3 separate regions of the Homo sapiens genome follow, and regions 1 and 3 are each linked to region 2. Evidence: read pairs that join two places in POLR2A ChIA-PET (ENCODE). Cell type or tissue: OCI-LY7. All regions are shown on one strand.

Evidence for each region. Peaks named below come from ENCODE experiments on the same cell type or tissue, not always from the same donor. Only the 100,000 strongest peaks of a DNase experiment are listed, where the experiment ranks them.
Region 1: POLR2A ChIA-PET joins it to region 2 with 5 read pairs; 2 of 35 experiments call an interaction of 5 or more read pairs at or near these places.
Region 3: POLR2A ChIA-PET joins it to region 2 with 6 read pairs; 2 of 35 experiments call an interaction of 5 or more read pairs at or near these places.

Annotation. Positions count from the first base shown.
Region 1 is chr4:152,607,645-152,610,144 of GRCh38, reverse strand. No RefSeq gene overlaps it. Among named protein-coding and RNA genes, the nearest start is that of TMEM154, 71 kb to the left of the region's middle. In OCI-LY7, no CTCF peak of the experiment used is centred here; no DNase peak of the experiment used is centred here.
Region 2 is chr4:152,463,547-152,466,046 of GRCh38, reverse strand. The region is part of intron 2 of FBXW7 (F-box and WD repeat domain containing 7); the gene reads left to right. Among named protein-coding and RNA genes, the nearest start is that of MIR3140, 25 kb to the left of the region's middle. In OCI-LY7, no CTCF peak of the experiment used is centred here; a DNase peak (open chromatin) is centred at 1,416; H3K4me3 peaks cover 828 bases; H3K27ac peaks cover 1,619 bases.
Region 3 is chr4:152,599,862-152,602,361 of GRCh38, reverse strand. No RefSeq gene overlaps it. Among named protein-coding and RNA genes, the nearest start is that of MIR4453, 65 kb to the right of the region's middle. In OCI-LY7, no CTCF peak of the experiment used is centred here; no DNase peak of the experiment used is centred here.

The DNA.
Region 1 (2,500 bases), 140 kb before region 2:
CTTCCACATCAACAGTTCTCATGCTAAAGTGTGCATAAAAAGCATCTATGAAACTTCTTAAAAATGCGGAGTCCCAGTGCACCCCCTGCCCCAGAGTCTAATTCAGTAGCCCAGGGTTTGGCCCAGGAATCAGCAGTTTTAATGAACACTCCAGATAATTCTCAAGCAGGGAGTCTGACGACCACACTTCGAGAAAAGTCACTTTAAGCTCTTATCCAGCCTCAATATTCTGAGTTTTTCTCTGAAACATATGGCAAATAAATTCTAGAAGAAAGAGGAGGAGGAGAAGAAAATAAGAGAAAACCTTATTATCCCTGAGAAAGAGGTCTGAAGGGCAAATGTTGAGATTAGCGGGGCTGAGCTGTTTGCACTGACCTCTCTCTCTCCTGAGCACCTGAGCACCCCGCTCTCAACCACACATTGGGGAAGCTTGATCAGAGGCTGCCTTCTGTATTATCTGACTGCTCCCTATGAATGAATGTCTTATCTCCTTTAAAGTGTGAGTCTTCCAGCCGCAGGACCTGCTTTGACCTATCGGGCATTTTTAGCAGTCCCTCAACAGTGCCAGCTGAGCCCCCAAAGGCCTGATGAGATAACAACACAAGTGGGGTGATGGCCAACTTTGAGTCCTGGAAGAGGAGCACTTTTCAATTTCCCACCAGAGGGAAAACATCCCTCAAGCATTTCTCCCCTAGTATCCAAGGACAATTACTTTATTTATTTACTTATTTTTAATTTTTAATTTTAATTTAATTTAACTTTTTTTTTTTTGAGATAGAGTCTCGTTCTGTTGCCCAGGCTGGAGTGCAGTGGCACGATCTCGGCTCACTGCAACCTCCACTTCCCGAGTTCAAGAGATTCTCCTGTCTCAGTCTCCTGAGCAGCTGGGACTACAGGCACGCACCATCATGCCCAGCTAATTTTTGTTTTTGTTTTTGTTTTTGTTTTTTTGAGACGAAGTCTCACTCTATCGCCCAGGCTGGAGTGCAGTGGCACCATCTCGGTTCACTGCAACCTCCACCTCCTGGGTTCAAGCAATTCTCTGCCTCAGTCTCCTGAGTAGCTGGGATTACAGGCACCCACCACCATGCTGGGCTAATTTTTTTGTATTTTTAGTAGAGACGGGGTTTCACCATCTTGGCCAGGCTGGTCTTGAACTCCTGACCTCAGGTGATTCGCCCACCTCTGCATCCCAAAGTGGTGGGATTACAGGCACAAGCCTGGCCAAGGACAATTACTTTAAAAGTCCAGCTCTCTTCATTATGGATCTGAGAGGGTGAGACAGGGATGCTTAATTTTCCGTGATGGGGGTCTTCTTACTGCTGGTGAAGTTTAGGGTGATAAGTACAAGTGGGCATTTCTTGGTGTTTAAATCAGGAACTGCCTGATAGGGGAAGCTGAGATAATAACAGTAGGTAAAACTTTGTGCCATTTGTCTTAGTCAGCCTGGGCTGCTATAACAAAATACCATAGACCAGGTGGCTTGTAAATGACAGAAATTTATTTCTCACAGTTCTGGTGGCTGGGAAGTCCAAGATCAAAGTGCCTGCAGATTTCGTATTTGGTGAGGGCCTGTTTCCTTGGCCACAGATGATACCTTCTTGCTGTGTCCTTATATGGTGGAAGGGGCTAGCTAGCCCTCTGGAGTCTTTTTATTTTTATTTTTAGAGATAGGGTCTTGCTGTGTTGCCCAGGGTAGTGTAGAGGTGCAATTATGGCTCACTGCAACCTGAACCTCCCAGCTTCAAGCATTCTTCCCACCTCAGCCTCTGGAGTAGCTGGAACTACAGGCATATGCCACCACACCCAGCTAACTTTTTTTTTTTTTTTGAGACAGAGTGTCACTCTGTTGCCCAGGCTGGAGTACAGTGGCACCATCTCAGCTTACTGCAATCTCCACCTCCAGGGTTCAAGCAATTCTCCTGCCTCAGCCTCCTGTGTAGCTGGGATTACAGGCATGCACCACCATGTCTGGCTAATTTTTGCATTTTTAATAGAGATGGGATTTCACCATGTTGGCCAGGCTGGTCTAGGACTCCTGACCTCAAGTGATCCACCCACCTCAGCCTCCCAAAGCGCAGGGATTACAGGCATGAACCACCTCGCCTGGCCTAACTTTTTTATTTTTTGTAGAGACTGGGTCTCACTATGTTACCTAGGCTAGGCAAACTCCTGGACTCAAGCAATCCTCTGGCCTCAGCCTCTCAAAGTACTGGGATTACAGGCGTGAGTCACTGTGCCCAGCCTGGGGTCTTCTTTCAAAGGGCACTAATCCCATTCATGATGGCCCTGTCCTTATGACCTAATCACCTCCCAAAGATCCCAGCTTCAAATACCATCATCTTGGTGATTAGATTTCAACATATGAATTTTGGGGAAACACAAACATTCAGACCATAACACCAGGTAACGTTCTAAGTAATTTACCTGCATTAACTCATTTAAACCTCACAACAAGCCTATGAGAGAAATACTATTATTATATTCATCTCCCAGAAAC
Region 2 (2,500 bases):
GGGAATTGACTATTCTTACCTTTCATGTTATTTGACAGTATTCTTTGTCAACTTCAAATAACGGCCTATTTTGATGAGATTTTATAGTGCTAGGATCACTGATATTCTTGTTAGTTGATTTAAAATCATGGTGTTCATTGGCTAACAGTCACTTGAGTGGCTATTAGATGGGTAATATTGTTCTCTTTTTTTTTTTTTTTTTTGAGAAAGAGTCTCACTCTGTCGCCCAGGCTGGAGTGCAGTGGCATGATCTTGGCTCACTGCAACCTCTGCCTCCTGGGTTCAAGCGATTCTCCTGTGTCAGCCTCCTGAGTAGCTGGGATTATAGGCGCATGCCATCATGCCCGGCTAATTTTTGTATTTTTAGTAGAGATGGGGTCTCACCATGTTGGACAGGCTGGTCTCTAACTCCTGACCTCAGGTATCCACCCACTTTGGCCTCCCAAAGTGCTGGGATTGCAGGCATGAGCCACCGCGCCTGGCCAGATGGGTAATATTGTTCTATACATTGATATTCTTATGGTTTATGTTATAGTATTCATGGAAATTTAGCAATGGAAAAGGAAATGAAAAACTTATTAATGATGTTGTTAAATTTTCAATTGTGATGACAGTAAGGAAAAGACATAATTGAGAGCTACCTCCAATTGTTTATATCAAATGTGGTAATTAAGAGGATTTTGGTGACCTATTTATGGCTGAATTAAGGCAAAATAGCTTTTATATCCGATTCTTTCCTCTTCCCTTCTCTTGTTCTGTGTGCTTACTATCATAATAATTGAGTATACATTAATTTTCTTTAAGTATTTATATTTTAAATAAGGTTTTGATGTCAGTAGAGACTTTTTTTTTTCCTTGAAGGTAAGTACCCTTTAAACCACTAATTTGTCACTAGAGTCTATAGTCGCTTCCATATATAATAGGTAGCACAGCTTCTCAGGTCATGTCCTGCTTTGCTGCTCTGCTGACCAATAATACACCTTGGAGATACTGGTTCTGGTTATATGAATAGAACAATTAAATTGTTCTTCATTAGATGGATCTTTGATTACTAATCTTACTCAGAAAGGCTCAACTGGACTTGGATTATTCTAATTGCCAATACTGTTTTTGCACAAATGTCTGCAAATCATTGAACAGTAATACTGACCCCTTTTTCTTCCAATAAAGTTATTGCAGTAATCACATCATTGCAGAGAATATTTCTTAAAAGCTTTTTTCAATATTTACTTCTTTAATGAAAAACTTAATCCAGATTAAGCCACATACATAGACGTCTTGACTTTATTATTTTGAATACCTGAGATTTCCAAAATCTCTTTAACTGTCTTCACACAATTTCTAGTCTGTCATTTTAATTAATTACAACTGTTCATTTCTTCTGCTTTTGTTTCCTCTTCATGTGCTGCCTAGCGTTGCTAGAGTTTCATCAGTTTCCTGCCTTGAGAGGTTTCTAGTACAAATTAACATTTTCCCTTCCTAGTTTATGCAGGTTCCTTCCTGGTAATTTTTATCTTTTTGATCTGTTTCATTCTGCATGTTAGTTATTTGGAACCATTCTACTGTGCTCAAATGAACAGTCCTATCCCTAGTTCTCTTATTCCTTTTTCATTTCATATTTTATACCCTTTTTCCTCAGTCTGTCTTAAAGAATAAAGTGTTTTCATTTCAAAAGCTTATTATCTCTGTTTTTAATCTTAGCCCTTCTTTCCTCTACTATTTTTCTTCCTCTTAATGCTCCATGCTGGGTTCTCTGCCTTATCAGACTTAATCTTGAAAAGTACGTTACTTCCTTCCCATTATCTCCAAGGTTGTTATAGTCCATTCTAGGTGTCTCCAATTTCTCAACTCTTACTCAATTACTTTCTGAAGTTTGACTATTATTTCTACTAGTGTTCAGCTTTCTTAAGTGTAAGTAAACACATTTCTTACTTAACTAGGTAGATAAACATTAGCTGGACGGATCTGGCCGTAAACATGCTATTATTTCCAAGATAAAACTGAGTTCCAAATGGCTAAATCTTTGTCTTTTCACTTTTCATCCATTCCTGTCTTTTTTAGCATTTGTTTTTTTGCTGCTTAACATTCACTTCTCCTTTGTCTTCTGTAATAAACCTTAATGGTTTTTCTCCTCTCTCTGGCTAAATGTTTGTTTTCTTTGTTACTGCTTTCTTCTTTTATATACCACTTATATATAAATTGGGTTGAAGCTTTGCTCTTAGCTCTTTTTCATTACACATCATTTTGAGGAGATGGTCTCGTGTTCATTATGTAGATTATCACAAATTTGATGACTCAGAAATACCACATTTTTCTTAGTGACCTGTTTTACCACTTTCTCAGTCGCCAGGTCCTTAGCACCCCAAAATTGTTATTTCCCAGTGGAAAGTTTGTCTTGTACAATGCTTGCTATATGGTTGGAACTAAGTAAATGCTTTTTGAATCATGAACTAACTCCTTATCTGTCTTTTTTTTTCTTAAGATAATGGTTTTAACTGTC
Region 3 (2,500 bases), 140 kb before region 2:
GGCTGCTGGTGCTGTTCGCCTGCCTGCCCTCGAATTTCTGGTCCTCTACTGAAGGCCAGCCTTTTCCCTGGGATGATCCCCCCAATACACAAACACACACACACACACACACACACACACACCCCATTGAGAAAATTCCTCTCTCTGACCTCAAGAGTGTAGTCTCACCACATGCTCTCAACAGGAGCCCACATCGTGATCCAACACAATAAACCTGGCATCACCCCTGAGACCCTCAGGCCCATCCTTCCTATCTACCATGGAGGAAGCAGTCTCTTACCATCTCATCAGCAAGGTGGTGCTCATCACCTTTCATCCTGTTTTTTGTTTGTTTGTTTGTTTTTTGAGACAGAGTCTTGCTCTGTCACCCAGGCTGGAATGCAGTGGCATGATCTCGGCTCACTATAACCTCCACCTCCTGGGTTCAAGCCATTCTCCTGCCTCAGCCTCCTGAGTAGCTGGGATTACAGGCATGCTAATTACGCGCCTGGCTAATTTTTGTATTTTTAGTAGAGACAAGGTTTCAACATGTTGTCCAGGCTGGTCTCAAACTCCTGACCTCTAGTGATCTGCCAACCTCAGCTTCCCAAAGTGCTGGGATTTACCAGGTTCAGTGTGTTAAGAGGCACGAGCCGCTGTGCCTGGCCCCATTCATCCTCTTGTAGGGATTTGTCAGCGTAGGTTTGTTCATATCTCAATGAGCCATTTCCTCACTGCTATAATGAAAAAGATGTTTCTTTAAAAAGGTGACTAGAGAACAAAAGGAACTAAAATTATTGAGGAGTATTAGGAATGTCCAATTCTTTTTTCATGTATTCATTGCGGTGTGAAGACATAAGGCGTCAGTGGGCTCACGGTGCTATCCAATTAGCCCAAAACACTCAGAAAGTGAACTTGACAATGACACTGGCAGGAAAAAGCTAACACCTGGCTTCCAGGAAGCTGTCCTGAGCATACATGCTTTATTTTATCTTGTCTTCACAGCCAAAAATGTTAGGGCTTGGCGGCACTGCCTTCTAGTTCCTGCCAGTGCCAGTGGCTCCAACAGTTAATGCTAGGGTGTGGCGTGTCAAAATTATTTCAAATTTAGTTACATATCAGTGCTGGTCAAAGGCTGCACAAGCTGCAGAAGTGAAAGTATGTTTTTGTATTTGGGACAACCTGCAATTCACCTTCTTAAACCAGTGCCTATGAGCAACAGAAGTTTTCTGGGGTTTTTTATCCCCCCAGTAGAAACGTATTTCTAATTTTTATTTTCTTTATTTTTAATTTTAATTTTTATTTTTTTGGGGGGTCAGTCTTGCTCTGTTGCCCAGGCTGGAGCACAGTGATGCAATCTCAGCTGACTGCAGCCTCTGCCCCCAGGGTTCAAGTGATTCTCTTGCCTCAGCCTCCCAAGTTGCTGGGGCTACAGGCACACGCCACCACACCTGGCTAATTTTTAAATTTTTAGTAGAGATGGAGTTTCACTATCTTGGCCAGGCTGTTCTCCAACTCCTGACTTCAAGTAATCCACCTGACTTAGCCTCCCAAAGTGCTGGGATTACAGGTGTGAGCCACCTTGCTGGCCCTATTTCTGATTTTTAAAGTAAACACAAGTTATGTGCTGAAAATAATTTTTTTTTTTTTTGAGACAGGGTCTTGTTCTGTCACTCAGGCTGGAGTGCGGTGGCACAAAAATGGCTCACTGCAGCCTCCACCTCCTGGGCTCAAGTGATCCTCCTGCCTCAGCCTCTCCAGTAGCTGGGACCACAGGAATACACCACCATATCTGGCTAATTTTTAAAACAATTTTTTGTAGAGATGTGGTCTCACCATGCTGTCCAGGCTGGCCTCAAACTCCTGGGCTCAAGCCATCCTCCCACCTTGGCCTCCAAAAAGTGCTGGGATTACAGATGTGAGCCACTGCACCTGGCACATTTATCTCTCTTAACCACTTCTGGTTAAAAACAGCAACTTGCTATAGTGATTATGATAGTGTTTTAGGAGCGAGTTCTTCAAATGATAAATATGATATTCCCAAATATGATTACATTTAAATATTACATTAAAAACTCAATTTACCAACAGTTCATGGTCTGAGTTTTTATGAGAGCAATTTTGTTAACTGTAAGGCAGCCTCTTGCAGACTCAAAAAAGATGCTTAGAAAATGAAAGTTATTGATCTTTTAAGTTAAGAAGCAGCAAGGAAACTTAGTGATTCTGGGCCATGCACTGGTGGCTCACACCTGTAATCCCAGCACTTTGGGAAACTGAGACAGGAGAAGCACTTGAGCCCAGGAGTTTGAGACCAGCCTGGGCAACATAATGAGACCCCCCCCCACCACCACAACTCCATCTCATTTAAAAAAAAAAAAGGGAAAAGAAACTTAGTAATTCAACTTCTTATATTATAAATGAGAGGACAAAAGAGGTTTGTTAAGTTTGGAACGATTCATCAAGCTGCAGAAGGGACACTTTTTAGCCCTGTGAATAATTCACATCTGGCCTTGGAGCAACT